2 separate regions of the Homo sapiens genome follow, and region 2 is linked to region 1. Evidence: chromatin loops called from intact Hi-C (ENCODE). Cell type or tissue: chondrocyte. All regions are shown on one strand. Links, peaks and the distances in the headings refer to the core of each region. The heading gives the core; the rest is flanking DNA. Region 1 holds the start of LOC107984835 (a long non-coding RNA gene). Region 2 overlaps SBK1 (SH3 domain binding kinase 1).

Evidence for each region. A loop is a pair of places that touch in the nucleus more often than their neighbours do. Peaks named below come from ENCODE experiments on the same cell type or tissue, not always from the same donor. Only the 100,000 strongest peaks of a DNase experiment are listed, where the experiment ranks them.
Region 2: a loop joins it to region 1, with 9 times the contacts of the local background. A loop is called at or near these places in 3 of 110 quality-filtered maps.

What each region holds. Positions count from the first base shown.
Region 1 is chr16:28,609,599-28,623,094 of GRCh38, forward strand. LOC107984835 (a long non-coding RNA gene) reads left to right here and starts at 588. Exons shown (of 2, transcript XR_007065036.1): 1 at 588-3,035; 2 at 5,740-9,388. It overlaps LOC124903674 (a long non-coding RNA gene), which reads right to left and starts at 4,933. Exons shown (of 2, transcript XR_007065047.1): 1 at 4,606-4,933; 2 at 1,102-4,370. SULT1A1 (sulfotransferase family 1A member 1) reads right to left here and starts at 446. Exons shown (of 8, transcript NM_001055.4): 1 at 333-446. RefSeq lists enhancers at 2,831-3,331, 3,579-4,129, 4,130-4,679, 5,668-6,242. In chondrocyte, for the core only: a CTCF peak has its summit at 6,506 (motif pointing left); no DNase peak of the experiment used is centred there.
Region 2 is chr16:28,313,626-28,329,504 of GRCh38, forward strand. It overlaps SBK1 (SH3 domain binding kinase 1), which reads left to right. Exons shown (of 4, transcript NM_001024401.3): 2 at 3,760-3,992; 3 at 5,370-5,572; 4 at 6,451-10,224. The coding sequence starts at 3,767. The coding sequence ends at 7,296. Among named protein-coding and RNA genes, the nearest start is that of SBK1, 29 kb to the left of the region's middle. In chondrocyte, for the core only: CTCF peaks have their summits at 3,890, 8,314 (motif pointing right) and 8,543; DNase peaks (open chromatin) are centred at 4,046, 4,647, 6,476, 7,326 and 1 weaker place.

The DNA of each region.
Region 1 (13,496 bases), core at 1,848-9,847:
TTCTTAAACATTAACCAGGCAGGATGATGAGGGCCTGTAGTCCTAGCTACTCCAGAGGCTGAGGCAAGAGAATCACTTGAGCCCAGGAATTCAAGGCTGCAGTGGCCAGGATCCCACAGCACTCCAGCCTGGGTGACAGCAAGACCTGGCCTCCCCGGGGAAAAAAACAAACAAACAAGGGAAGGGAGGGGGATTCACGCAGGCCAGGGTTGTCTGAAATGGGATATCCATGGGGAAAGGGCAGGGATGCCAGAGGCCTCAGCTTCTGGAATGTTAGAGCCACAAGCTGAGCAGGGTGAGGGCGCCCTGGGCCGTTCCACTGTGTCACTCACCTGAGCTCTTGGGAACCTGGCCTCGTGCCCTCCTCGCCCGCAGTGGCTGATTGTGGGTGTTGTGTGGGGAATGCAGGGTTGTTCTCTGAGCTGAGGGTTTCCTAGGTCCACTGTGGGAGGGATCTGGAGCCGGGGCTGGACTTAGATTTGCTTCCGGAAGGAAGGGGTGGGGTTGGGGGTGGGGGAGCTTCTCCATTACCCTCCTTAGTGTGCCAGCTGGAGACAAGCTTAAAGTGATCTCCAAAGCCACGACTGAGTTTGCTGTGTAGAAAACAGAAGAATGAAAGGGGAAAGGCCCAATGGTGGGTTTGTTTTTGTAGGTTTTTTTTTTCTGTTTTTTTTTTTTTTTTTTTTTTTTTTCCGAGCTGTCACTGGGCTCCTGACCTGCCCCTGAACTCCACCCTGCCAGGCAGCCAACAGACAAGCTCTCTCTAATTGACCCAGGCAAGAGAGGGGAGGGATTGGAGGAGAAAGCTGGGATAGGCAGGCCCTGGAAAGGTCACCTACCTGCTGGCTCCAGGCCAGTCTTGAAGGTGCCAGGGGTTCTGGCCCAGTGCAGCCCACAGGCCCCCAGCAGCCCATGCACTCCAGGCTCTGACCACAAGGCCAGTCTAGAGGGATGTGTGTGGGCAGAGTGAAGGGGCAGGGGTGGAGCAGAGCATGGATGCATAGAACAAGAAAGAACAAGGACACTGCAGTCCCATTGCCCTGGGAGTCAGCCCCAGCTTCATGGCTCCTGGGGACCTCAGAGAACATTGATAGAAGATCCTAGAAGAACCACAACCCGTGGCAGGTGGTTTTATTTCCCTGGGTTTGAAGGAGGCTCCACAGACAAGAGACCAGAGGAGGCCGAGGTTTGGAAGCCACAGGGCCCCGTGGAAGGGGGGCATCCCCCCATCCTCCTCGTTCTTTATCCTCACTTTAAAGTCCAAGGTCAAGCTGTGCACGAGACAGGTAAACAACCATCTGAGTAAAGGTGAATCTCCCAAGACTTCCAAGAAATGCGTGAGTTCAGAGGCAAGCGGACAGGTGGGAGTGTGGGGGAAGCTGAGGCATGGGAATTCCAGGCAGAGGAGAGGCTTCTCATATGCTAGGGCCATGGACCCCTCCTCCCTCCTCTGTGCCCATGAGGAATCCCCGTGACTGGCAGGTCCTCAGGCTACTAGCTCCACCCCTGCCCTCAGCAACCCTCAGGAGGTTCCCTTGACTAAGACTTTGTATTGCACTCTAGTAACAACCTGTCGGACCCACACGGGGTGACACAGAAAAGAGGCGAGAATGTGAGATTAATAGAGTGGTAGCAAGTGAATACAAAATCCCAGGCAGCAGTTTCACATGAGGAGAAGAAGGAAACTTGAAATAGCTGCATGCGCTAAGGGCCAATAAGTCCCTGAAAAATAGGATGAGGACCAAGCTGGCTACGACCAACCAGACACAACATGGCGCTGTATTTGATGTAGGTTTCACCTAGGATCTCATTGTATGATCAGTAACATATGAAACCGTACACCCACCAGTGCCAAGACGGCTCCAGGAACACCTGTATTTGGGTGTAAATTGTGGCACCACGGTCTTGAGAAATCTTTACCTTTTCCTGGACTCTTCATGAATATACCCCTCTTTAGTTGAAGAAGCCCATAAAGGTCAGCCCCACACCTTGTAGGGCATGAGACACTCTCTTGAGGACCCCCACGTTCCTCTTCTTCAGTGAGTCCCTTTACTCTGCAGGAAATCTGCCTACATTCATGACTTTTGCACTTGTCCTTAAATTGTTTCTGGCTAAGGTGCCAAGAGCCTGGAGAAGGCCTGGCACGGTGGCTCACTCCTGTAATCCCAGCACTTTGGGAGGCCGAGGCAGGCAGACCACCTGAAGTCGGGAGTTTGAGACCAGCCTGACCAACATGGAGAAACCTTGTCTCTACTAAAAATAGAAAATTAGTCAAGCCTGGTGGCACACGCCTGTAATCCCAGCTACTTGGGAGGCTGAGGCAGGAGAATCGCTTGAACCCGGGAGGCGGAGGTTGCGGTGAGCCAAGATCACGCCATTGCACTCCAGCCTGGGCAACAAGAGTGAAACTCGGTCTCAAAAAAACAAAACAAAACAAAAAAAAGCGTGGAAACGGGCTGAGGTCGATGTCCCACCGGTCTTTGATGACCTCCCCTAGGCCACCAGTATCTGGAGGGGATTAGGGACACTGAGCTCCAGCAGGGCTATCCAGTGTGCCTGCAGAAACAAGGTTGGTCACAGGCAGCCCAGGACAGGGAGTGGGGTAGGGAGGCTGGGGCCAAAGCCCACTCACGTCTTCTAATTCCGAGTCTTCCACTATTTCCCCCGTGCTCATCCATCACAGCCAGATCAGGTCACCCAAAGCAGTGACGCCTCACAGCTACCAAGGCATGGGGCCAGAGAGAGAGACAGAGTCAGGCATCACAAGCCCCCTCCAGGCTCAGCCCTGAATACCAAGATCAGGACACGGCTGCCCCGGCCTGGATTGCACAACTGGGCACCCTCTTCCCAAAGCTGGACCAGGCTGGGGCCGGGGGACTGCACTCAGCTAGGGCATTGGCCCTCTAGGGGCAGAAGCTGCCCTGGTTCTTCCGGAAGGAACTCCTCTCACAGGCAGATCACGTGGGCTCTTAGCCAACAGCCAGGGTTGGGGCAACACAAGGGCCCCGCTTCATCCTGTCCCAGGCAGCAGGCAGGTAAGAGACAAGGAGGGAGAGGCAGCTGGCAGCAACCCCTCTATGCAGCAGGCACTGTTCCGGGCATTACACAGCTCCATCCCGTGAGGCAGAGGTGACTGTTATTTGCATCTTACAGATGAGGAAATGGAGGTGGGGGTTTAAAATCCTTGCCCCTGGGACTAAGCTGGTGCAGGTCCTGGGAGCATCAGCAGTGATTGATTGAGTCACAGCCTCACCACTGCAGCCAGACCTGAACTTCCTCACAGCTCAGCAACACCCAGCAGGTCACTGAATGTCCCCAGGGCAAGTCCTCTACTCACTCACTATTAGCGGGTGCTCAGTAGAAGGCACCCGTTTTCCATTATTTTATTAACTATTTCTTGGCTATCGTCTCTGTGCAGGACTTTGTTCTACAGCAGTGACAAGAGCTGCCCTCGGGCAATGTAGTGCAAAGGTTGGGGTGGGAGAGACTAACGAGAGTCATAAAGCACCTAGCCGGTGAGATAGTAAGTATTCAGGTAAAGAAGCAGACGGGGAAGTACACAAGAGGTGCAATTTTATTTTATATTTTTAGAGACAGTTTCTTGCTCTTTTGCCCAGGCTATAGTGCAGTGGAGCGATCAGAGCTCACTGCAGCCTCCAACTCCTGGGACCAAGCGATCCTCCCACCTCAGCCTCCCCCCGTAGCTGGGACTACAGGCATATGCCACCATGCCCGGCTTCTCAGAGCTGCAATTTTAAATCGGGAGATAGAGAAGACCTCCCTGTGGAGGTGGCAGGTTATCAAGATAGGTGTAGAGAAGAACCTTCCAGTCAAAGGGAAAAGGCAGGTCCTGCTGTGCTCAGGAATGGCCAGAAATACTATCATCCCCATCTTAGAGACGGGGACAGGGCCGCAAAAGTGTCAGGGCGTTTCCTGGCTCCTCAACAAACAGCTGGATCCGAAGTGGTCTGGGGGATGAGCCGCCCTGCCTGGGGCGGACCTCCCCTGGAGCTCAAGGGCTCGCAGGGCGCACAGGCCTCTTGGGCCCCGGGTCCGGCTCAGGCTCGGGCTTGGTGCCAGCAAAGGGACCTGCGCGGTGCCCTGGGGCCGGGGAGGCCCGAAGGCCATCGCCCGTGCGGCGCGGCGCATAGAGGTCCCGGCGGAGGTCGGGGTGCAGCGGGAGTAGGAGGCGCGCCTATGGAGGGGGTTCCAGGCCCACTCCAACAGCGGCAGGATACGGAGGAGTTAGGGCGGCTCCAGGCAGGGGGGCGGACCCCAAGCCCTTGCCCGCCTGCCGCCGCCTGGTCTCCTTCCTTACCCGAAGGGTTGCCACGGCGGGCGGGAAGCCGTGCACGACGAGCACTTTCTCCCTGGGGAGGAGAACGGGGGTGTCCCTGTGAGCCCTGCCGCGCCCAACCGCGGGTCCCCTCCAATTCCACCCGAGAGCGGGGTCCTCACTGCCGGCTTCAGCCTAGCCCCAGGCCCTGCCCCTAAATGAAGTCACGCCCCCTGCACCTGCCCACCTCAGGCCGCGCCTCCAGCCCAGGTACCCACCTGTCCCCCCTCTTCTCTCTCCTGCGCTCCATCCGACCCCAGCATGCCCACCAAGACCCCTACGCTGGCCCGCATCCTGGATCATCACCTCCGCCCCAGCCAGCTCCTCCCCGGAGTTCCACCGCCAAGATTCCCAGGGCACTGTCTCCCCGTCATGCTCCTCCTCTGTGACAGTCCCGTCCCCACCCTGGACTCCCCACCCATGTCACAGGCATGCCCTTCCCTCTCATCAGGCTTGTGCCCAGCGGGGTCCGCCTCCTCCAGGAAGCCTTCCTCCTGGCACAGAGACCCTTCCGGTCTCACCAGGAGTGCAATGGCCCGATTTGGCTCACTGCAACCTCTGCCGCTGCCCCCTGCCCCATCTTTCAAGCAATTCTCCCGCCTCAGCCTTTTGAGTAGCTGTAATTACAGGCACGTGCCACCATGCCCGACTAATTTTTGTATTTCTATTACAGACGGGGTTTCACCATGTTGGTCAGGCTGGTCTCGAACTCCTGACCTCAAGTGATCCAACCGCTTTGGCCTCCCAATGTGTTGGGTTTACAGGCTTGAGCCACCGCGCCAGGCCTGGGCCCTGCCTTTTGTGTGGCCCCCATTGTGCTGCTGGACCTGACAAGCAGGGCTGACAGTGAACCCCATATAAACGTGGCCCTGATGACGGGGGTTCAGGCCGTAGAGCAGGTAGATGCTGAAGAAGCGCCCCGGCCTAGCCGCGACTCCCGTGGAACTCTTTGAATTTTAGGAAATTCTCCTTAAACACACTTCTGGTTCAGCACCGACATCAAGAAGAGAGCCTCTCCACCACCTGCAAACTCACTTTGTCCCTCCCTGGTTCTTCCCGCTGGGCGCCCACTATGCTGCGGTCTCGCCCATCTGTAGCTGAGCCCAGCAGCCCCTGTAGGACACCTGGCCGAACGGGTCACAGTCCTGCTGGGCTCACTCGGGAGATGGAGGCTCCCAGGGGCTCCTCCAACAGCCCCAGGGCTGCTCTCTGGTCACTGCACCTGCCTGGGCTGCCACTCTGCTTCTCATCTGCACAGCAGGAGAAAAACTCCACAGAGCGTGCTGTGGGCGGGGCCGGCTGTGCAGGGAGCACCGGGTCCTTGCCCTGCCCCTGTCCTCCACACTCCCCTACAGGGACTGTGCCCCTGGCTGCATCCTGCATTTTCCTCCTTTTGTCCACAGGTATGAGGTAGATGACATTGATGAAGAAGGCAAAGCGTGAGTGTCCAGGCCAGGGCAGGGCATGGAGCCTGGGGGCAGCCTACCAGCTGGGAAGGAGCATCCCCACCCGGCCACAGGTTGACACAAGCCCCTCTACCACCAGGAGACACACCGTGAGCTTGCGCCGGATCATCCCGCTGACCCGGTGGAAGGCCAACCCCGAGACAGACCCCGAGGCCTTGTTAGTCAAGGAGAAAACCATGTTCTCAGGATGCTGTGACCTTGGTGACAGCACGGCCAACACAGGAAGCCTGGGCAACACAGGCAGTTGGGCCCGGGTGACCACTACCACCAATATGCAGAGACTGGTAGTGGCCCCGAACGTCGGGCTGCGCTGTTATTTATTGGATACAAGGCTGAAGGGTCAGGGTAAAGAATGTGAGTCACCTCCAATGATAGGTAAGGTCACGTGGGTCACGTGTCCACTGGACAGGGGGCCCTTCCCTGCCTGGCAGCCGAGGCAGAGAGGGAGAGGAGACAAAGAGAAAGACAGCTTATGCCATTATTTCTGCATATCAGGGACTATTAGTATTTTCACTAATTTACCACTGCTATCTAGAAGGCAGAGTCAGGTGTACAGGATGAAACATGAAGGTGGACTAGGAGTGTGACCACTGAAGCACAGCATCACAGGGAGACGCTGGACCACGATCCGCCTGGTAACGGGCATCTTCCCAGATGCTGGTGTCACCGCTAGACCAAGGAGCCCTCTGGTGGCCCTGTCCAGGCATAACAGAAGGCTCGCACTCCTGTCTTCCGGTCACACCTCACTATGTCCCTTCAGCTCCTATCTGTGTATGGCCTGGTTTTTCCTAGGCTATGATTATTGAGCGAGGGTTATTATAATATTGGAAGAAAAAGTAATTGCTACAAACTAATGATTAATGATATTCATATATAATCATATCTAAGATCTATATCTGGTATAACTATTCTTGTTTTATATTTTATTATACTGGAACAGATCGTGTCCTCTGTCTCTTGCCTCGGTGCCTGGGTGGCTTGCCGCCCACAATTCTCCTGACTCAGCCTCTTGAGTAGCTGGGATTACAGGCGTGCGCCACCATGCCTGGCTAATTTTTTGTATTTTTAGTAGAGACTGGGTTTCACCATTTTGGTCTGGCTGGTCTCGAACTCCTGACCTCAAGTGATCTGCTCACCTCGGCCTCTCAAAGTGGTGAGATTACAGGTGTGAGCCACCATGCCAGGCCAGTTTTATTTTTTTAAATACAGACAGGGTCTTGCTATGTTGCCCAAGCTGGTCTCGAACTCCTAACCTCAAGGGATCCTCTCGCCTCACCCTCCCAAAGTGTTAGGATTACAGGCATGAGCCACCACACCCGACGTACTTCATTATTTCTTATGTGAACTTGGCTACAATAACCCCCCACTCTGGTTTCCTCTGCTGCAATTACCTAACCGTGAAGTGCAAGATCCTCAGCTCCGGGTGTTCAACAGTCTCCAGGATCCAAACTCATTCCAAGTTGCTCAACAAATACTCTGTGAACACCAAACTGCCTGTGGTTTCTCCCCTCTGGGCATACCGTGGTGCTTTACACATTGTCAACTCTACTCAGCTCTTCTGCCCCTGGAATGACCTGTCCCCCAGTATGTGCCTAACTCCAGATCTTTTTTTTTATTTTTTATTTTTTATTTTGAGACAGGGTCTCGCTGTGTTACCCAGGCTGGAGTGCAGTGGTACAATCATAGCTTACTGCAGTCTTGACCTCCTGGGCTCAGGAGATCCTCCCACCTCAGCCTCCTGAGTAGCTGGGACTACAGGTGTGAGCCACCATGACCAGCTCATTTTTGTATTTGTGGAGATGAGGTTTCATCGTCATATTGCCCAGGCTGGTCTCAAATTCCTGAGCTCAAGCAATCTACCCACCTTGGCCTCCCAAAGTGCTAGCATTACAGGCATGAGCCACTGGTGCCTGGCCCCAGCAAGACTTCCTTGATCCCCACTCCCACACCTCCTCGCTGTGCTGAGTACCCATGGGCTCTGAGAGCATTTCTCATCGAACTCTAGTTAATGACTTGTCTATTTATCTATCTATCCCACTAGACTCTAAGTCCCTTTAGGACAGAATCTCTGTTTTATATGGTTTTTTGGGTATCTTCCACTAACACCTAGGACAGCACCTGGAAGACAGTTTCTTTTCTTTTCTTTTTTTTTTTCTTTTTGTGACGGAGTCTCCCTCTGTTGCCAGGCTGGAGTGCAGTGGCACGATCTCAGCTCACTGCAACCTCCGCCTCCCGGGTTCCAGCAATTGTCCTGCCTCAGTCTCCTGAGTAGCTGGGATTACAGGCACCCGCCACCATGCCTGGCTAATTTTTGTATTTTTAGTAGTGACGGGGTTTCACCAAGTTGGCCAGGATGGTCTCAATCTCTTGACCTAGTGATCCGCCTGCCAAAGTGCTGGGATTACAGGTGTGAGTTGTCGTGCCCGGCCGACAATTTCTTATCACAAGAAATCTTCCCAAAAAATCTCCAAATGGGCTGGGCTTTAGACTGCTGGTATACCCTCTTTCTTTTCCTGAGGGTAGATGAGACTCACTCATTGTAACCACTGTTTTTTAAAACAGTATGCAAATATTCCTGCGGTTTTGTTCATTTACAAATCCCTGCCTGAAGCTTCTTTCTTTCCCAATTCTACTTCCTGCTCTTTTTTTTTTTTTTTGAACCAGGGCCTCACTCTGTCACTCAGGCTGGTGTGCAGCGGTGCAATCACAGCTTATTGCAGCCTTGACCTCCCAGGCTTGCAATCCTCCCATCTCAGCTTCCTGAGCAGCTGGGACAACAGACGCTTGCCACTATGCCCAGCTAATTTATTTTATTTTTGTAGAGATGGGGTCTCACTGTGTTGCGCAGGCTGGTCTGAAACTGCTGAGCTCTACCGATCCTCTTGCCTCAGCCTCCCAAAATGCTGGGATTACAAGTGTGAGCCGGCTACTTCCCGCTCTTTTTTTTTTTTTTTTTTTTTTTTGAGACAGAGTCTCGCTCTGTCGCCCAGGCTGGAGTGCAGTGGCGTGATATCGGCTTAGTGCAACCTCCGCCTTCCGGGTTCAAGTGATTCTCCTGCCTCAGCCTCCCAAGTAGCTGGAACTACAGGCTCGTACCACCATGCCCTGCTAATTTTTTTATTTTTAGTGGAGACAGGGTTTCACCATGTTAGCCAGGATGGTCTCGATCTCCCGACCTTGTGATCCACCCGCCTCCACCTCCCAAAGTGTTGGGATTACAGGCGTGAGCCACCGTGCCCGGCCTAAATTTTGCACTGGACTGGACTATATATATTTGTGCCGAGCAAACAGTAAAACCGCTGATTTGTTTTGAACCTTGGAGTAACCCTTGGAAACCTTCTCCTTCACTATCAATACCTTTGTGATGTTAAAGTTCTTTTCACCAGGACTCCGCAGAATGCTCACCTGAAAACATTGGCTCTGAATGTGGGAATGATTCCATTAAGCCACTCACAGTCTACCATCCTTATTTTGCAAATAGAATCCCAAATTTACAAAATAAATTGTCCCTTTGGCTGCAAAATTTACAAAATAAATTCTGATCATTAATAAGAGTTAATATAATAAAGTCAGAAATCATTGAGAACATGGACTAAAATTCAGAGATATTATTTCATTTCTTTTTTTCTTTTTGAGATGGAGTCTTGCTCTGTTGCCCAGGCTGGAGTGCAGTGGTGAGATCTTGGCTCACTGCAACCTGTCTTCAGATTCAAGTGATTCTCCTGCCTCAGCCTACTGAGTAGCTGGGATTACAGACATACACCACCGTGCCCAGCTAATTTTTGTATTTTTAGTAGAGACAGGGTTTCACCATATTGGCCAGGCTGGTTTCAAACTCCTGACATCAAGTGATCTGCCTGCCTCAGCCTCCCAGGTGTTGGGATTAGAGGCGTGAGCCACCGTGCCCGGCCCAGAGAAAGTATTTCTTTCCAATTCATGAGAAGTATAGACACTCTTAAAGCCTCTCCTCATACATCTATCAAAATAACTTTAAGATTTCTCTGTCAAAATATTGGACCCTTCTGCCAACCAAACTGGAGCTCTAATTTAGGAATAGTTTAATAAAAATGTACTTAATGTTGAGGTGGGAGAATAACTGGAGCACAGGAGTTTGAGGCCAGCCTGTGCTACATAGTGAGACTCTGTCTCTATCAAAAAATTTAAAAATAATTAGCTGGGTGTGGTGGCACATGCCTGTAGTCTCAGCTACTCAGAAGGATGAGGTGGGAGGATCGCTTGAGCTCAGGAGGTCCAGGCTGCAGTGAGCCATGACCATGCCACTGCATTCCAGCCTGGGTGACAGAATGAGACCCTGTCTCAAAAAAAATTTTATTAAAAAATATATATATACATATATATATATAGACACACACACACACACAAAGAATCCTGATATGATTATACAAATGTATCAAATCATCACATGTATTCTGAAAATACATACATATATGTGTCAATTAAAACATTTTAAATCTTTATAAATATGTACACAGAAAGTATATATTTTTGTGGATCTATGTACATATATATACATATACACATATATACACAAAAAGTTACTGATTGTATATGTATATATATTGTATTGTATATTGTGTGTGTGTGTGTGTGTATATACACACACAAAAAGATACTGATAACATTTTCAAACGCCTGTCTTACCATATAGGTGTTCCAGAATTTCTGTTTCAGGTCCAAAAATATGTCATCCTTTCCCTGGAGAATGCTCATACCTATTTGCAAAAACACCAAAAGAATTTTAAAAGATTCAGTAGAGTACTGTATAACAGTTCATGTTTAAGTTTACCATTCCAAAATGCAAAGTAACCATCACTATCATCCATCAATATGACCCTCTGATCCTACAGTGAAAAGAGAACATAGACAGGTGCCGTGGCTCAAGCCTGTAATCCCAGCACTTTGGGAGGCCGAGGCAGGCAGATTGCTTGAGTCCAGGAGTTAAGAGACCAGCCTGGGCAACAGGGCAAAACCTCATCTCTATAAAAAATACAAAAATTAGCCAGGTGTGGTGGTGTGTCTGTAGTCATAGTTACTCAGGAGGCTGAGGTGGGAGGATTGCTTGAGCCTGGGAGGTGGAGGCTACAGTGAGCTGTGATCATGCCACTGCACTCCAGTCTGGACAACATAGCAAGACCCTGTCTCAAAAAAAAAAAAAAAAAAAAGAACATAGTCTCCACTCTAAAACTAGAAAATTTTAAAGGAATGATAAATATGATGTGAGAATAGCAGAATATAAAAGTTATAGCAGAACAATTATTTTTTCAAAAACTATAACAATTCACAAAAACAATCCAGTTACAATAGTGGGTCTATTGGTTACTTTTCTCTACCTTCCAAACATTTTGTGAAAAGTTGAACATTTGGACATTTTGAAATTTTAATTTCTATCTTTTAAAAAAAGCTAGTGGGCTGGGCACGGTGGCTCATGCCTGTAATCCCAGCACTTTGGGAAGTTGAGGCGAGCGGATCACCTGAGGTCAGGAGTTCGAGACCAGCCTGACCAACACGGAGAAACCCCGTCTCTACTAAAAATACAAAATTAGCTGGGTGTGGTGGCGCATGCCTGTAATCCCAGCTTCTCGAGAAGCTGAGGCAGAAGGATCACTTGAACCCAGAAAGTGGAGGTTGCAGTGAGCTGAGATCGGGCCAATGCACATTCCAGCCAGGATGATAAAGCGAGACTCTGTCTCCCAAAAAAAAAAAGAAAAGAAAAAGAGAACAATTTCACTAATTTCACTAGTTGTTTCCTCATTTGTAACATGAGAGTAATAAGAACAATCTCAGGTGCGAGGGCTCACGTCTGTGATCCCAGCACTTTGGGAGGCCATGATGGGCAGATTACTTGAGTTCAGGAGTTCGAGACGACCCTGGCAAACATGGTGAAACTTTGTCTCCATTAAAAATGCAAAAATTAGCCGGGCATGGTGGTGTGCATCTGTAATGCCAGCTACTTGGTAGGCTGAGGCAGGAGGATCGCTTGAACCTGAAGATGGAGGTTTCAATGAGCTGAGATCAGGCCACTGCACACTCCAGGCTGGGCAATAAAACAAGACTCTGTCTCAAAAAAAAAAAAAAAAAAAAAAAAAAGAAGAAGAAGAAGAAGAAGAAAAGAAAAAGAGAACAATCTCACTAGTTTTTTGAGGATTAAATAGCATTCTGGTCCCCTACCCCTTCACCGCTGTACAAGACTTCTTTAACAGTTGCTAGGAAGCTGTTTGCAAATCTAGTCTGCAAATCACACGCCGGGACCAGGCACAGACCTTCTGATAAAACAGGAGGCCCTAGCTCCCCGGCTGTCTGTTCTCCTGACCCACTGACCCCGTCAGGCTTAAGACCCATAGAGATTTTCTCCCCAGTTACCCACCCCATCCCCTTCAAGGCTATAGAAATTGCAATGATGATAGAGGCCACAGGGACCCTCCTGTGAGCAGATGGAGGATCTCCAAAGATTACAAGAATTTAACCAACTTGAGTGATCAGCCTGTTTTACAGCCTCCTGACCTCAACCTGTTCTTCCCCAGCCCTGGGTGGAATGAGGTCACCCTGTTTGTTTAAATCAGCTCCTAAATGACCCCAGGTTACTTACAGATGAACCCAAGTTAACTCTCCTCATTACCATGCTAAAGTCTTCACCCCGGGAGAAGCTATAGCTTCATGACTATAACCTATGCAACCTATGCGCTAGCATCATGACTCACTGGGACCCCTACTCTACATGCAATCATGCACCCTCTCCTTTCTCCATCACCCCATAAAACCCTCCTGTCTCTTTCTCTGGGGGACACACTACTTGGGAGAATATGCCCAGTGTCTTCCTTTCTTGTGCCAAGTAAAACTCCCATTGATCAAAACCCGCCTCTTGGTGGAGTCATTTGTGACTCGTTAAGGGAATGAACCCCGGTATTTTTCAGGTAACATTTCCATTGTTCTTATTGTACGCAGTAGAGAAGGTTTCCACAGTCAAGCCCCTGTCCCCCACACCCCAGGCCCGGGTCGGATTTTCTAAGGAGAGGGTTCCCTGAACCCTCACAGGTATATAGTCCTCTATGGCAAGGATCCAAGGTCCCTTGATGTTTTCCGTGAGACCCCAGGGGAAAATCTTGTTACCAAAGCAGGACTAGGCCCCTGGGCATGAATTTGCTGAAGATCCAGGCCCAACCTCAGATTCCACCTGCTCTGCCCCCCAGGGTCACGGGTCCCCTTGCATTTTGTTCCTGTGTTGGCCCCGGGGCCCCAGGCGTGGATTTTCTGAACAGCAGGTCGGTTCCTTCCCTGTCCCACGATTGGTTCACGGTCATTGCAGCTGCTATGGCCTTGAACTGGGATCTCCTTTATTTTCCCGTGGGCCTTTTTCAGGGGGCAAAGACCTCCGCAGCCCTGCCTACCTCCAGCCTTGGCCTACACCCAACCCCAGAGTCTGAGCCCCGACCCTAGTCCTCTAAATTCCTGACCTGCTGTACCTCTGGCTCCCCAATTTCTCGGCTCCCCAGCCAGTGCCTCCTGCAACTTCTCGCAATCAAACACCCCAGCCTCCAGCCTTTGCCCTGGCCCTTCAGGCCTCTGAAGCAGCTCCGGTCTCAGAGCCCCGGCTCCTGCCCGGGTCCCCAGGCTCCTGCAGCGCCCTCCCTCCAGCCGCTTGATCCCCAAGTCCCTGCCTCCAGTCCCCCAATACT
Region 2 (15,879 bases), core at 3,727-11,726, 290 kb before region 1:
GGAGATGAGCTGGTTCATGAATGGAGGGAGGCAGGAGGCTGGGAAGACAGGGATGGGAGCAGGCTGCAGGGCGGGGAGGGGAGGGTTCCTTCCTCCCCAGCCAGCTGAGAGGACGGTGCAGATGGAGCTCCGTTTGGGGCTGGGTGGGAGGCCAGGAAGTTCTCTCCTGATGTTCCTCCTCTCCGTGTGAAGTGGGAGGCTGGGTCGTGCCGAGAGTGAAGGGGAAGGCAGAGGAGGAGGAGAGGCTTGGGGCCTGGAAGGGAGCCGCTGGGCTGCGAGAGGATGCGGGGCTCATGGAGTGCTCACCCCCTCCCAGCCTCCAGCAATGCCCACCCGCCCGCCCACCCTTGCTCAGCCAGAGAGAAAGCCGGTGATGATGACGAGAACAACACAGCAAGCCTGGGCACCTATGGAGCACTTACTGCATGCCACATGCCAGGGCTTCACGCCTGTTAACTTACTTAACCCTCGCAAGAACGCATCGGGAGAAGGCACTGTTGTTGTTGTTGTTGTCGTTATTATTGTTATTATTATTATTATTATTATATTTAGATAGGGTCTCACTCTGTCATCCAGGCTGGAGTGCAGTGAAGTGATCATAGCTCACTGCAGCCTCGAATTCCTGGGTTCAAGCGATCCTTCTGCTTCAGCCTCCTGAGTAGCTGGGACCACAGGTGTGCACCACCACACCCAGCTAACTTTTTTTTTTTTTTTTTTTTTGTGGAGACAGGGTCTTGCTCAGGCCGGTCTCACACTCCTGGCCTCAAGCAATCCTCTCACCTTGGCCTCCCAGATTGCTGGGATCACAGACGTGAGCTACCTTGAGTGGCCCAACGCACTATTATTATATCCTTTGTATAGATGAGGAAACTGAGGCACAGAGAGAGGAAGTAACTTGCCCAAGGACATCCAGCTAGCAAGTGACAGAGTTGGGACTCAGACCCAGGCTGTCTGGCTCTACATCTGTGCCTTCTCCCAGAGGGAGCTGTGGTCATTGTTCTTCAGGGTGCAGGGGTGCTTAGGAGCAGGCTAGGGACACTGGAGTGACATGTCTGGGATTAGAGGGAGAAGGGGCCAGGTGCGGTGGCTCACGCCTGTAATCCCAGCACTTTGGGAAGCCCAGGCGATGGATCACCTGAGGTCAAGAGTTCGAGATCAGCCTGGCCAACATGGTGAAACCCCATCTCTACTAAACATGCAAAAATTAGCCAGATATGGTGGCGCACACCTGTAATCCCAGCTACTTGGGAGGCTGAGGTGGGAGAATTGTTTGAACCCAAGAGGCGGAGGTTGCAAAAAGCCAAGATCACACCACTGCACTCCAGCCCAGGTGACAAGAGAGAAACTCCGTCTCAAAAAAAAGGGAAAAAAGGGAGAAGGGAGTGCAGGGAGGGTAGAGGGAGGCTGCACCCGGAAGCAGTGCTCAGGGGCTGGAGGCTGGTGGCAGCTTCTAAAGGAGGCAGCCCTGGCCTCTCTTGCCAGTGCACACACAGATACATACTCATGTGTGCCTGCGCCTGGGAAAGGCTCATCCCCCATAGTCTACCTCTCTCCATTTACAGATGAGAAATGAATGCCCAGAGTGGTTGCCTGGAAGACCGGGGTTGGGGGGATGGGGTTTTAGAAAGGGGCAAAAGGAAACTTTGGGGTAATGGATGTGTTCGTGGTCTCGACGGCAGGGATGTATACATATGTCAGAATCATCACACTGTACACTTCAAATATGTGTAGTTTTTTGAACACCAAATATACCTCAATAAAACTAGAAAAATGACATGAGATAAGGGGAAATAAAGAAATGAAGGCCACGGATGGAGAGTTAGTTCACTGTCACCCACATGACAAGTCAGGTCTTAGCCCAAGTGGTGGCTCACGCTGTAGTCCCAGCACTTTGGGAGGCTAAGGTGGAAGGATCGCTTGATCTCAGGAGTTCGAGACCAGCCTGGAAAACATAGCAAGACCCCATCTCTCCAAAAAATTTAAACATCAGCCAGATGTGGTGGCGCATGCTTGCAGTCCCAGCTACTCAGGAGGCTGAGGCAGGAGGATCCCTTGAGCCCAGGAGTTCGAGGCTGCAGTGAGCTATGATCATCCTACTGCCCTTCAGCCTGGGCAACAGAGCAAGACCCTGTCTCAATACAAATACAGTTTTTTTTTTGAGACGGAGTCTTGTTCTGTCGCCCAGGCTGGAATGCAGTGGCACGATCTCTGCTCACTGCAGCCTCCACCTCCAGGGTTCAAGAAGTTCTCCTACCTCAGCCTCCCAAGTAGCTGGGATTACAGGCGTGCATCACCATGCCCAACTAATTTTTGTATTTTTAGTAGAGACAGGGTTCCGCCACATTGACCAGTCTGGTCTCGAACTCCTGACCTCAAGTGATCCGCCCACTCAGCCTCCCAAAGTGCTGGGATTACAGTTGTGAGCCACCATGCCCAGCCTAAATACAATTTTTGAAAAAGTCAGGTTGGCCAGGCGCAGTGTTCATTAGTCGGGTGGTGAGGTCGTCTGCAGTGGGGGAGGCACTGCCAGGCTGTGCTGATGTGTGGCCATGTGTATGGTGGGATGGTGTGGCCACATCTATACCATCCTGCCAGTTTGGCCTGAGACCACGTGGCCAAGGTATGTGATGATGCAATCATGGCCCTCAGACCTCTTCCCCACCCCCTACCTTATGGACAGCCATACCACTTTCGATCGTAATATACAACTGATGTGATCACTGTGTCTACTGCCCTTCTCCCCCTGGGGTGTAAGCCCCATGGTGGCAGGGAATCCTAGGTGTTTGTTCCATGCTGTGTCCTCCAGGCTTTGGAGAGCCCTGGGGAACAGCAGGTGCTTCGTCAGTACTTGTGAATAAGCTGGGCACAGTGGCTCATGCTGGTAATCCTAGTGCTTTGGGAGGCTGAGGTGGAAGGATCACTTGAGGCCAGGAGTTCTAGACCAGCCTGGGCAACATAAAGAGATGCCAACTCTACAAAAAAAAAATTAAAAATTAGGCATGATAGGTGCAGCAAACTACCATGGCACACGTTTACCTATGTAACAAGCCTGCACATCCTGCACATGTACCCCAGAACTAAAAATTAAAATAAATAAATAAAAATTAGCCAGGTGTGGTGGCACATGCCTGTAATCCAATCTACTCAGGAGGCTGAGATGGGAGGATAGCTTAAGCCTGGGAGGTCGAGGCTGCAGTGAGCTGTGATTGCGCCACTGCACTCCAGCCTGGGTGACAGAGCAAGACCCTGTCTCAGAAATAAAAATAACAACAAGCCGGGTGCAGTAGCTCATGCCTGTAATCCCAGCACTTTGGGAGGGCCAGGCAGAGGGATCACTTGAATCCAGGATTTCGAGACCAGCCTGGGCCACATAGTGGGACCCCCCTCTCTACAATCCAAATAAAACCAACGCTTCTGAATGGGAGTACCCGTGTGAACTCGGTATCTGGCTGTGTCTGTGTGACATAAACAGGGGCCTTGCCTGACACTGTGTGTGGGTGGCAGCATGAGGCAGAGGGGCTGGTGCCACCAAGCGCAGGGTCTGGCAGTGACTGGTCTTCGGGGAGCTGACTCAGGCCTGGCCCCTGAGGCTTTGGGGAAGGCGACGCGACCAAGATGCTTGTCGCCCCCTTGTGGTTATCTTGGGCCTGGCATCCGGGCCCATCCTCAAGTTTTCTGGGTTCTGGGGAGGGCAGAGGGGCTGGAGGAGGGGACCCTTGCCTGATGTCACACTTCATGCTCACCACCCCTACCCAACAGGGAGAAGATGAGCGTGGGCTGCCCAGAGCCTGAGCCGCCCCGCTCCCTGACCTGCTGTGGGCCGGGGACTGCCCCTGGGCCTGGTGCCGGTGTGCCCCTTCTCACTGAAGACATGCAGGCCCTGACTCTCCGCACACTGGCCGCCAGCGACGTCACCAAGCACTACGAACTAGTCCGGGAGCTGGGCAAAGGCACCTATGGGAAGGTTGACCTGGTGGTCTACAAGGGCACAGGTGAACAAGTGCAGGGTGGCAGGGCTGAGAGGTTGGGGTGGGGCAGGGCTGGGAGGTCAGGGTTGGGGGACATGACCTTGCAGCTGGGCCGGGGCTCTCTGGTGCTCTGTGGAAGCCAGGAGGCAGGGTCAGGGGCCAGATGTAGAGGATGAGGCCTGAGGCAGCCCAGGGGGAAAGAGACTGGGCAGATGGGGCAAGGGAGGAATCCGGGGCAGAGTGGCCAGGGTACAGGATGGGCTGCTGTGGGGCCATCTGGGGTGACTTTGAGACAGCCAAGGGGCTGTGCCAGGAGTGTCTGGGGAGGGCAGGGCTGCCGGCTGTGTCTGAGTATCACCAGCGTCTCAGGGATGTCTGGCCCCAGGAAGGTGGATGGAGAGTGAGGGTGGTTCCTCAGGAACAGGGTGCCACACTTAATGGGTGGTGGAAGGACCTGTGAGGTCAATATTGCAATCACCATCTCTCAGGTGAGGACAGGGAGACCTAGGCCAATTCAGCCACATAGCCAATGCCCTGCAGCTACAGAGGCTGTGAACCAAAACGAGACCCCAGGAGTCATCTCCAGAGCCTTGTCGCTTAGTCACTGAGCTTGATACCTCCCCCACACTGTAGGTCACAGCCGTGCCACCCAGCCAGCCAGGGGCTGGGGCTGTGTGAGCTCCCACAGCTGCACGCGCTTGGGTCCAGGGGCTTTGTGCTAACTGAGGGCAGCAGGAGGAGCACCTAACATGGGGTCACCTGAGCTTTGTTACTTGCTTGCTGTGTGACCTTGAGCAAGTGACTTCACCTCTCTGTGCTTCAGAGTCCTTCTCTGTAAAATAGGGTAACATTAGTGCACAACCCATACAATCATAATGAAGTGTGAGTTGTGAATGTGCAGTGCTGAAGGCAGGGCCTGCGATGTGTAAATGCTCCGTGGACACACATGTGTGCTCCACCCAGCTATGTACCAGATGGGCACAGATGCTTGCCCAGGCACAGAGTTGTGGACACATGCCTTGCAGTGTCTCATTTCTTATTCATTCATCCATTTAGCAAGACAGGAAGCTTAGGGAGACCCGTTCTAGATGGGGTAGGCTGACAAGATAAATAAGCATATGGCGGGCAGGACAAAATGAGAGAGGTGGAGGGCATCACAGGCCCCCTCGCCCCCTCCTCTTGGAGAGCTGCAGAGTGGGTGTAGAAGGCTCAGGTTGACCCTGCCTGCATGGCCTTGGGCAAGTCCTTTCCTCTCTCTGGGTCTGTTCCCATCCGTGAGATGAGGACAGTCATGCCTGCTGGGGACCCTGTTGCACCAGGGTCCAGAGACAGGCATGGGTGCATCCAGTGCGGAGGCACTGGGAGAGGGGGCTTCAACCCTGTTGCTGTTGCTCCCATCAGGCACAAAAATGGCACTGAAGTTTGTGAACAAGAGCAAAACCAAGCTGAAGAACTTCCTACGGGAGGTGAGCATCACCAACAGCCTCTCCTCCAGCCCCTTCATCATCAAGGTCTTTGACGTGGTCTTTGAGACAGAGGACTGCTACGTCTTTGCCCAGGAGTACGCACCTGCTGGGGACCTGTTTGACATCATCCCTCCCCAGGTACTCGGGATGGTGGCATAGGGTGGGGAAAGGGTCTTCAGGGTCCCAGAGTGTGAGAGTGGGAGTGGAGTCAGACCATTTAATTAACAAGTATTTACTGGGTGCCTGCTGTATGTCAGTTACCATTTGGGGAGGTGGGGATGTGCAGTAAGGAAGACAAAAGTCCCTGTTCTAGTGGGAAACTGACACTCCACAGCGGGCCAGATAATAACAGATGGAGATGAGTGCCTAAAAGGAGACAGTGAGAATGATGGGATGAAGTCACTGGGCCCTCCCCTGGGGCTACACAAGAGGAGAGGTGTCAGATCCACCTGGGAAGGGGCCCTCAGAGGAAGCGACCCTGGAACCGGGACGGTGGGGGAGGGTTCCAGGCACTAGCTTTAAATCTGCTCTGCCACTTGCTGGCTGAGTGATGAGACCTTCGGAGCAGGTCCTCCTTCTTTGCTGAGCACCTACTACATGCCAGAATCTGGAGACACAGATGCACGGACACAGCAGGGAACAGGACGGGAAGCTCAGGGAGCCCCGTTCTAGTTGGGGAAGACCGACGAGATAAGTATCTAGCAGGCAGGGCAAAATGACAGCAGGTGGAGGGCGCCGCGGACCCCCTCATCAACCTCCTGGAGAGCCGCGTGTCCCTCCTGGAGCCCCGATGTCCCCATAGGAGAAGCAGGCATGGTAGCCACTATGAGGATTGGATGAGACAGCGGGGGAAAGGGCGCTCAGCAGCATCCGGGCCGCGTCTGCGCGGTCGCCCCAGTTACTGGGGACAGGGTGGGAGGCGAAAACCGCCTTGCTAGAGAGGGAGCTGGAGGGGAGGGCGGCGGGGCGGGCGCTGGAGAGCTGGAAACAGCGCGGCTTCCCCCGGCCGCCCGCAGGTGGGGCTCCCTGAGGACACGGTGAAGCGCTGTGTGCAGCAGCTGGGCCTGGCGCTGGACTTCATGCACGGGCGGCAGCTGGTGCACCGCGACATCAAGCCCGAGAACGTGCTGCTGTTCGACCGCGAGTGCCGCCGCGTAAAGCTGGCCGACTTCGGCATGACGCGCCGCGTGGGCTGCCGCGTCAAGCGCGTGAGCGGCACCATCCCTTACACGGCGCCTGAGGTGTGCCAGGCGGGCCGCGCCGACGGGCTGGCGGTGGACACGGGCGTGGACGTGTGGGCCTTCGGCGTGCTCATCTTCTGCGTGCTCACCGGCAACTTCCCGTGGGAGGCGGCGTCGGGCGCCGACGCCTTCTTCGAGGAGTTCGTGCGCTGGCAGCGGGGCCGCCTGCCGGGGCTGCCTTCGCAGTGGCGCCGCTTCACCGAGCCCGCGCTGCGCATGTTCCAGCGCTTACTGGCCCTGGAGCCCGAGCGCCGCGGCCCAGCCAAGGAGGTGTTCCGCTTCCTCAAGCACGAGCTCACGTCCGAGCTGCGCCGCCGGCCCTCGCACCGCGCGCGCAAGCCCCCCGGGGACCGCCCGCCCGCCGCCGGGCCACTGCGCCTCGAGGCGCCTGGGCCGCTCAAGCGGACGGTGCTGACCGAGAGCGGCAGCGGCTCCCGGCCCGCGCCCCCCGCCGTCGGGTCGGTGCCCTTGCCCGTGCCGGTGCCGGTGCCAGTGCCCGTGCCGGTGCCTGTGCCCGAGCCCGGCCTAGCTCCCCAGGGGCCCCCCGGCCGGACCGACGGCCGCGCGGACAAGAGCAAAGGGCAGGTGGTGCTGGCCACGGCCATCGAGATCTGCGTCTGAGTCGCCTCCGCCGCCCTCGGACCCGGGAGCAGCCCGGGCCCGCCCCGAGCCGGTGCCCGGTGCGGCGGTAGGGAATGGAGCCACCTCGCCGCGGGGCAGGGGGCGCAGCGGTAGACTAGGCAGGACGCGGCCCGGCACCTGGTCCGTCCCCGGCGGGCTGGTGAGGGGGCCACCAAAGACCCCTAGCGCGGCCTGGTGAGCGGGGGCTTGGCCCAGAGGAGCCAAGCCGCACAGACCCGAGAATTCGGAGGCCACCACACAACACACACACACACACACACACACACACACACACACACACACACACACACACACACGCCAGGAGCAAGGGAGCTTTCGGGCCACACTCCCAGACGCCTCCCTGAGCCCTGGAACCCGGACTCGTTGCTCCTGGCCTTCCATACCCCCTGGCAGATCATCCTGCGGTCCCACCCCAGATCCCCTCCTCCTCGCCATCCCATTCTGCCCCCTCCCCACCCTGGGTACAGAAAGGGACTGAAGTGTTGGGCAGAGAGGGGGCTTAAGGCCCCTGGGCACAGGCTGGGATCAGGGCAGTGAGCGAAGGGCAGCTGTGTCCTGCCCTCCCTTCTGGAGGCTGGAGGGGAGAGGCCAAGCCCTTGGAAAATGTAGCAAATGTCTGGATGTCGCATAAGTGCGTGTATGTGCGGGACAGGCCCCGAGAAGCTAGTGACTCCTGCACACCCCCATTGCACAAATGAAATCACAGCCCAGGAGGGAGGGTAGCTTGGCACTGGCTGAGAAATAGAGCTCTCTCCCCGCCCCTCCCCCTAACCACAAGGGATTGTCCTGACAACTTGTGGGGATAGAAGGGCTCACAGGGCAGGGGTCTCAGCTGCCCCCATCCTTAGGGCAGGGGAGTTAGTGTGGAGCCGAGAGCAGGTCCCAGCTCCCCCTGCCAGCCGCACTGTCCCAGGCCCAGGGACCTCTGCCGGGTCCTCCCAGCCCTTGCCACACAGCCTAGACGTAGTAGCCTGGGCTTCCAGCAGGTGGCGAGCTGGTTCGTGCTGGAAATTTCTCCTGGGTTTCTTGGGGTCAAACATGCCAACCTCCAAGACCCCATCCTCACGTCTCCCACTTTTCTGGCGCTGGAGTGTGCAGGGCGTAGGACCTGCATGTGTGGGTGTGAGAATGGGGGCGGTGGACACCAGGGGGCGAGTGTGTGACTAGGTGTGTGTGCACATGTGTAGGGTGCAGACGCATGGGTGCCATCCTTTGCGTTCAGTGACTGTGCGTCCAGACCCCTCACCAGCGGCCCCCCCACCACACCCTGGTCCTCCCAGGCAGCTGTCCCAGGGCGCCCAGGCCTGCCTTGCACCACAGCCCTCAGGAAATCCGGCAAGGAGGCCCCTGCAGGTTGGTTCAGGCCCCCAGGTAGCAAAACAGAGACAACAGCAGCCCCGCCTGACCCCCTGCCCCTCTCTGTGGAGGCCCGGGACCCCCGCAATAAGCACCACATGGGTGAGGCTGTCCCTGTCAGGGTCCCCTGCCAGGGTCCCTCCTGGGGTTCTGGGCCATTTGAGGGGCTCTTTGATGGGCCAGGCCGGCCAGAGTGAACTCCGAGCACTTTCTGGCTGGTGCCCCAACCTCTCCACTCCCCACTCATTCCCACCTTGAAAAAGGGCTATAGGTCCCCTGCCCTGCCCGGGTCCAGTTTACAAACAGTGTGGGGTGGCCCCAGGGCCTGGCCCCACTCTCCCTGCTGTGCCCACTCCTCTCCAGACTCCACCTCCCCAGTGGGTATGGGCCCTCCACATGCCAGGTAAGTAGCAAACCCCCACTCCCTCCAAGGACCAGGTCTCAGAGAAGGCCCTGGTCACTGCCCCCGGCCCACCTGGAGCCCATCGGGGCTGCCTCTCCCAGCCGCGACTTCTCCTTTTGCCTTAGGCCTCGCGACATCCTGATCTCTCCTGCAATAACTAGGAATCGAGATTCCACAGTAGACGTCCCTTGCCGTGCTCGCTCTCTCTCTCGCGCGCGCTCTCTCTCTCCCTCTCTCTCTCTCTCTCTCTCTCTCTCTCTCTCTCTCTCTCTCTCTCTCCTCTCTTTCTCTCTCTCCCTCTCTCTGTTAAGATCCTGTTCGGGAGTTTCCCCAGCCGTTGTAGTATCTAGTATGTTAGAGTTGGGAGGGGACCATAGTTATGTAGCCCAGCCCCCTCATTCCCAGAGGCACCCAGAGGGCCAGCCTCCAGCCTGACCCCAGAGCAGAACCGGAACACCAGGTTGGGGCCCTGGTGCTGCCACCTCCTCTGCTGGTCGGGCTGGGACCCTTTGCCCCTTAGGAGAGGTGTTGGTCACAGATGTTTACCTCAGTTTATGTCACTGTCGAAGAAACAAAAAATAATAGCAAAAAATAACACTGTAGACATGAAGACTTAGAAGACAAAAAAAAAAAAATCACACAAAAAATCTCCCTTGTTGCGATTCTTCTGTGAAGGTACAGTGTGTATGTGTGTATGTGTGTATGTGTGTGCGTGTCTCTGTCCCAGACCCTGTGTCCCCCACACTGCCCCCTGTCCTTCGGTGCTTCCCAGAGACCCCTCTGAGCTGGCCTGTGGGGCACGGGAAGCCCCCTGGATGGGAGGCGGGGCCACAGGTCGGCTAGAGGGTCTCCACCAGGCCCACTGAACAGAACCCCACGGCTGCCAGAATGTTCCCTGAGCCCACACTGTGGCCAGTGGGACAGTCCTGGTGGCTGACATCAGCGTCCATGCTTGGCTCAGGGCCTGGGGCGGGGTCCTGGGTAGAGTCCTAGCCCCAGAGCCCCAGCCCCTCATGTCTTGCCGCCCTTCCTCCATGTGTTTGTAAATACTCTGGCATCCTTTGGCCCTGAGAAGGTTTTTAAATGTGTTATTTACTTCTCTAAACATGACGATTGCTATAAAAATAAACAAAAGTTTAGAAAAATGACCACTGGGTGGCTGTCTTTTCTCAAGTTTGGGGTGGAGAGGGCGGTGGGGGTGGGGGCACACAGGTACTCTAGAAACTGAAAACTTGGGCTGGGCGGAGCGGCTCACATCTATAATCCCAGCACTTTGGGAGGCCGAGGCGGGCGGATCACCTGAGGTCAGGAGTTCAAGACTAGCCTGGCCAACATGGTGAAACCCCCATCTCTACTAAAAATATAAAATTAGCTGGGCGCGATGGCGCACGCCTGTACTCCCAGCTACTTGGGAGGCTGAGGCAGAAGAATCGCTTGAACCCGGTAGGTGGAGGTTGTAGTGAGCTGAGATCGCGCCATTGTACTCCAGCCTGGACAACAAGAGCAAAGTTCCATCTCAAAAAAAAAAAGAAAACTTGACCTTGACATAGGCTCTAGGCCTCCTGTGACCTCTCAGAACTTGAGCATGAGGGGAACAGGACCCAGATTCTGGGACAAGGGGTAGGCAGTTGTCCCTTGCCTGGAGTTCAGCTTGTAGCCCTTCAGCCTGGCCAGAAAAGAAGCAAAAGCCCAGAGGCAGACCAGTTCACCACTCAGCACCTTTTTACTGAGCACCTTTTGTGTACCAGGATTCCTCCTAGGGGCTGGGGACACAGCACTGAGCAGGACAGACAGGGCCCCTGCCCTTAGGCAGCTGGTGATCTAATGATGAAGGCAGACATTGCCCAAACAGCAGGCTGAGCTCAGTGAGAGCATGGAACTGGGAGACCCATCGAGTTTGGAGGAGCCCACAGACGCTCCCTGACGATGGGGCCAGAGCAGGGGACAGGAGAAAGCTGAAAGGGCCGGTTGTGGGTGTAGACTCCAGCAACAGTCAAGGCGGATGTTCTGAAGGAGGGGGAGCTTCAGTGGACTGTAGGGAGTTTCATGATTCAACACTCATTCAAACAAATATTTGCTAATTACCTACTCATGTCAACAGAGCAGTTCTGTTGGCTCTGCCTTCAAATACAGGCACATCCCAAGGCAGCAACTGCCCATTGCCTGCATTGCTGCCCCTGGACATGGCCTCCCTCCCTGGCCTAAGGCAGGAGCCTCTTCTGAGCCTCTGCAGGTTCTTCTTTTTTTTTTTTTTTCCCAAGAGTTGGGGTCTCGCTCTGTTGGCCAGGCTGGAGTACAATGACATAATCATAGCTTACTTGCAGCCTCGATCTCCTGGGCTCAAACAGTCCTCCCACCTCAGCTTCCCAAGTAGCTAGGACTACAGGCACATGCCATTGCTCTGGGCTATTTTATTTTTATTGTTACTTTTTGTAGAGACAGGGTCTCACTATGTTGCCCAGGCTGATCTCCAACTCCTGGACTCAAGTGATCCTCCTGCTTTGGCCTCCCAAAGTGCTAGAACTACAGGTATGAGCCACTATGCCCGGCCAGACAGATCCTTTTGATAAGATCTGTCACTATGTTCAGAACCCTACAATGGCTTCCTATTCCACCCAAAAATCAAAGCTGAAGTCCTTAGAGTGGTCTCCAAGGTCCCACGAGCTCTGAGAGGTCACAAGAGGCCTAGAGCCTATGTCAAGGTCAAGTTTCAAGCCCAGCACATTCCAGCCTCATCCCTACCATCCCCTGTACTGCCTGCCAAGCATGTGCTCACCTGGAAGCCTTAAACTTTGCCTTGTACTCTCCCAGGGATCCCTCCCGCCCTTCCTTCAGGGTCAGAGCAAACTTCCTGAGCCGTCTAGGTGGAGAGAAGCCCTCCTTAGCCTGCTTCACTGCACACTGAGCACTCGTCACCACCTGCAGGACCATGTATTTGTTTGTTACCCATCTCTCCCCCCTAGAATGGAAGTTCCATAAGAGCAGAGGCAGTGTTTGGCAAACTGCTACTTCCCTCCAGCCCCCACGCCTGGGACAGGGCCTGGTACGGTGATGGGAACTCCGTAACAACTTGTCAGACTAATGAATGCATGCCTGCTACTATTTTCGGGGCCAAGGAAACAGCAATAAACAAGACACACAATCCCTATCACATACCCTGAGACATACTCTTTTTTTCCTTTTTTCTTTTTCTTTCTTTTCTTTTTTTCTTTTTTTTTTTTTTTTTTGAGATGGAGTCTTGCTCTGTTGCCCAGGATAGAGTACAGTGGCGCAATCTTGGCTTACTGCAACCTCCAACCTCCTCCACCTCCCAGGTTCAAGCAATTCTCCTGCCTCAACCTCCTGAGTAGCTGGGATTACAGGCACATGCCACAATGCCCGGCTAATTTTTTTGTATTTTTAGTAAAGATGAGGTTTCACCATGTTGGCCAGGCTGGTCTTGAACTCCTGACCTCAAGTGATCCACCCGCCTCAGCCTCCCAAAGTGCTGGGATTACAGGCTTGAACCACCGTGCCCAGTCTTTTTTTTTTTTGAGATGGAGTCTCACTCTGTCACCCGGGCTGGAGTGCAGTGGTGCGATCTCGGCTCACTGCAACCTCCGCCTCCGGGTTCAAACCATTCTCCTGCCTCAGCCTCCCGAGTAGCTGGGATTACAGGCACCTCTACTAAACCCTATCTCTACTAAAAATACAAAAATTAGCCAGGCATGGTGGCATGAGCCTGTAGTCCCAGATACTCAGGAGGCTGAGACAGAAGAATTGCTTGAACCCAAGGAGGCAGAGGTTGCGGTGAGCCAAGATCGTGCCATTGCACTCCGGCCTAGGCTACAAGAGCGAAACTCCATCTCAGAAAAAAAGAAAGAAAAAGAAAGAAATACAGTGTGCAATAAATGTAACGTGCTTGAATCATCCTGAAACCATCCCTCCATCCCCATCTTCGCTTCACCCCACCCCACCCCACCCCTGGTCCGTGAAAAAATGGTCTTCCACAAAACCAGTCCCTGGTGCCAAAAAGCATGGTGACTGCTGTTCTAAAGAGCAAAACAGACATTCTATAAGTTACATAATTATATATGAAATGATGGGGTGGGGGCAGAAAGAAAAAGAGAGGGAGGGCAAAAAGAACAGCAAAAAGCCCTACCGGGGCAGAAAGGACTGCTACCCAACTATTTGATTTGGTATATGTTAAAGAAAAGCTCTGTCATTTCAAAATGTCTGCCGCTTCTCTGCCATGATAAGGGTGTCATCCACTTTAATGGATTGTTAGGGGATAGAGGAGAAATCTACAAAGCAAAAGAGCATCACTGGTTCCCCAGCTTGGTGGACAAACATCACCTCTTCAGATCCCCCACTTAGCCACAGAGTGGCGGGACTTGCCACTAGGGGGCCCAGGCTTTCGGCAGCCATGGCTTCTGTCTCCGCCATTCACTCATGTCACTGCTGAATTCACTTGGGCAATATCAGGCATCCTCCAGGCTACAAAGCTTTTGCCCTGCCGTGCCCATGGCTTGACTGGAAGGGCTTCTAATCTCACCCACACGCTGCAAGAGAACTAGCCCTGTCCCTGTAGCCCCTTCTATCCTTTAATTTAGCCTTGGTCGCCTCCCCTGATCATGGCACATTCCTTCTTGAGGGTGCTGGTACCCTGTCCATAGTCTTCCATCCAGACTAATCAGTCTATCAAAAAGGTTCCAATAACATTAAACTTCCGGCCAGGTGCGGTGGCTCATGCCTGTCATCCCAGCACTTCAGGAGGCCGAGGCGGGCAGATCACTTGAGGTCAGGAGTTCAAGAGCAGCCTGGCCAACATGGTGAAATCTCATCTCTAATAAAAATACAAAATTAGCCCAGCATGGTGGTGCATGCCTGTAATCCCAGCTACTCCGGAGGCTGGGACAAGAGAATCCCTTGAACCTGGGAGGCAGAGATCGTGGTGAGCTGAGATTGCACCATTGCACTCCAGCCTGGGCAACAAGAGTGAAACTCCGTCTCAAAAATAAAAAATAAAAAATAAAAAAAAACATTAAACTTCAAGTCCGGGTGCAGTGGCTCACACCCATAATCCCAGCACTTCAGGAAGCTGAGGGGGGTAGATCACTTGAGGTCAGGAGTTTGAGACCAGCCTGGCCAACATGGTGAAACCCCATCTCTACTAAAACTACAAAATTAGCAGGGCATAGTGGCAGGCACCTGTAATCCCAGCTACTGGGGAGGCTGAAGCAGGAGAATCACTTGAACCCAGGAGGTGGAGGTTGCAGTGAGCCGAGATCACACCATTGCATTCCAGCCTGGGTGATAGAGCAAAGCTCCATCTCAAAAAATTAAAATAAATAAAATAAAATAATATAATAAAATAAATTAAACTTCAGAAGGAAAGAGAGTTGTAGCCTTGATTCCTTTTTTCCCAAGACACTCCTTGAGGCCTATGCAAATTTTCCCAACTCCTCAGCAGTCACAGCTAAGCGGGCCAAAGCAAGGGCTAGTGGAAGGAGTGATCGCAGACCCCATGACACCCTTCACACAGAGCCATAGATGACTACTCAACTTACGGTCACGTCACCATGCGAGAGTCACCAAACAGCATCTCTCTCTCTGAAATGTCAACATCTATACACCCATCTAGTGTCTGGTTTAGGGTGGAAATGTGGGTGTAAGAAAAGTAATTTAGAGGTAATTACTGGCAGCTGAGGGGAGGAGACTGTTCCTCACCCAGCCTTGGGTTAGTGGAGATTTGGTGCAATGGACAAAAACAGAGGTTTTGATTTGGAGGCGAAGAAAGGGGACAATGGCTCCAGAGGCCAAGAGCAGAGAAGGACAGCCAGGAAGTGGGCTGAGCATGGTGGACTCAGGAGATGGGGAGCCCCATCTTGGGATGCCTCAGAGACATTGTGGAGGGGGCCTGGTTTTCCTTTTTGAACATTTTTTATTGTTAATTTATTAATTTATTTATTTTTTATTTTTATTATTATTTTTTGAGATGGAGTCTCACTCTGTCATCCAGGCTGGAGTGCAGTGGCATGATCTTGGCTCACTGCAACCTCCAACTCCCACATTCAAGCAATTCTTCTGCCTCAGCCTCCCGAGTATCTGGGACTACAGGTGCACGTCACCACACCCAGCTAATTTTTGTATTTTTAGTAGAGACGGGGTTTCACCATATTGGCCAGGCCGGTCTTGAACTCCTGACCTCGTGATCCACCTGCCTCGGCCTCTCAAAGTGCTGGGATTACAGGCATGAACCACCGCACCTGGCCCTTTGTTTTTTTTTCTTTGAGACAGAGTTTCACTCTTGTTGCCCAGGTTGGAGTGCAATGGCGCAATCTCAGCTCACCGCAACCTCCACCTCTTGGGTTCAAGCGATTCTCCTGCCTCAGCCTCTTGAGTAGCTGGAATTACAGGCATGTGCCACCATGCCCGGCTAATTTTATATTTTTGTAGTAGAGACGGGTTTCTCCATGTTTGTCAGGCTGGTCTCGAACTCCTGACCTCAGGTGATCTGCCCGCCTCAGCCTCCCAAAGTGCTTGGATTACAGGGGTGAGCCACCATGCCTGGCCTACAAACTGTTCTATCAGCAAGGTCTTTATGACCTGTATCTTGTGCCAACCTCCTGTCTCATCCTGTGACTTAGAATGCCTTAACCTCCTGGGAATGCAGCCAAGCAGGTCTTAGCCTTATTTTACCCAGCCCCTATTCAAGATAGAGTCGCTCAGGTTCAAATGCCTCTGACACTCCTGCCTCAGCCTTTCAGACAGCTGGGACTACAGGCACACACCACCAGGCCTGGCTAATGTCTTCATTTCTA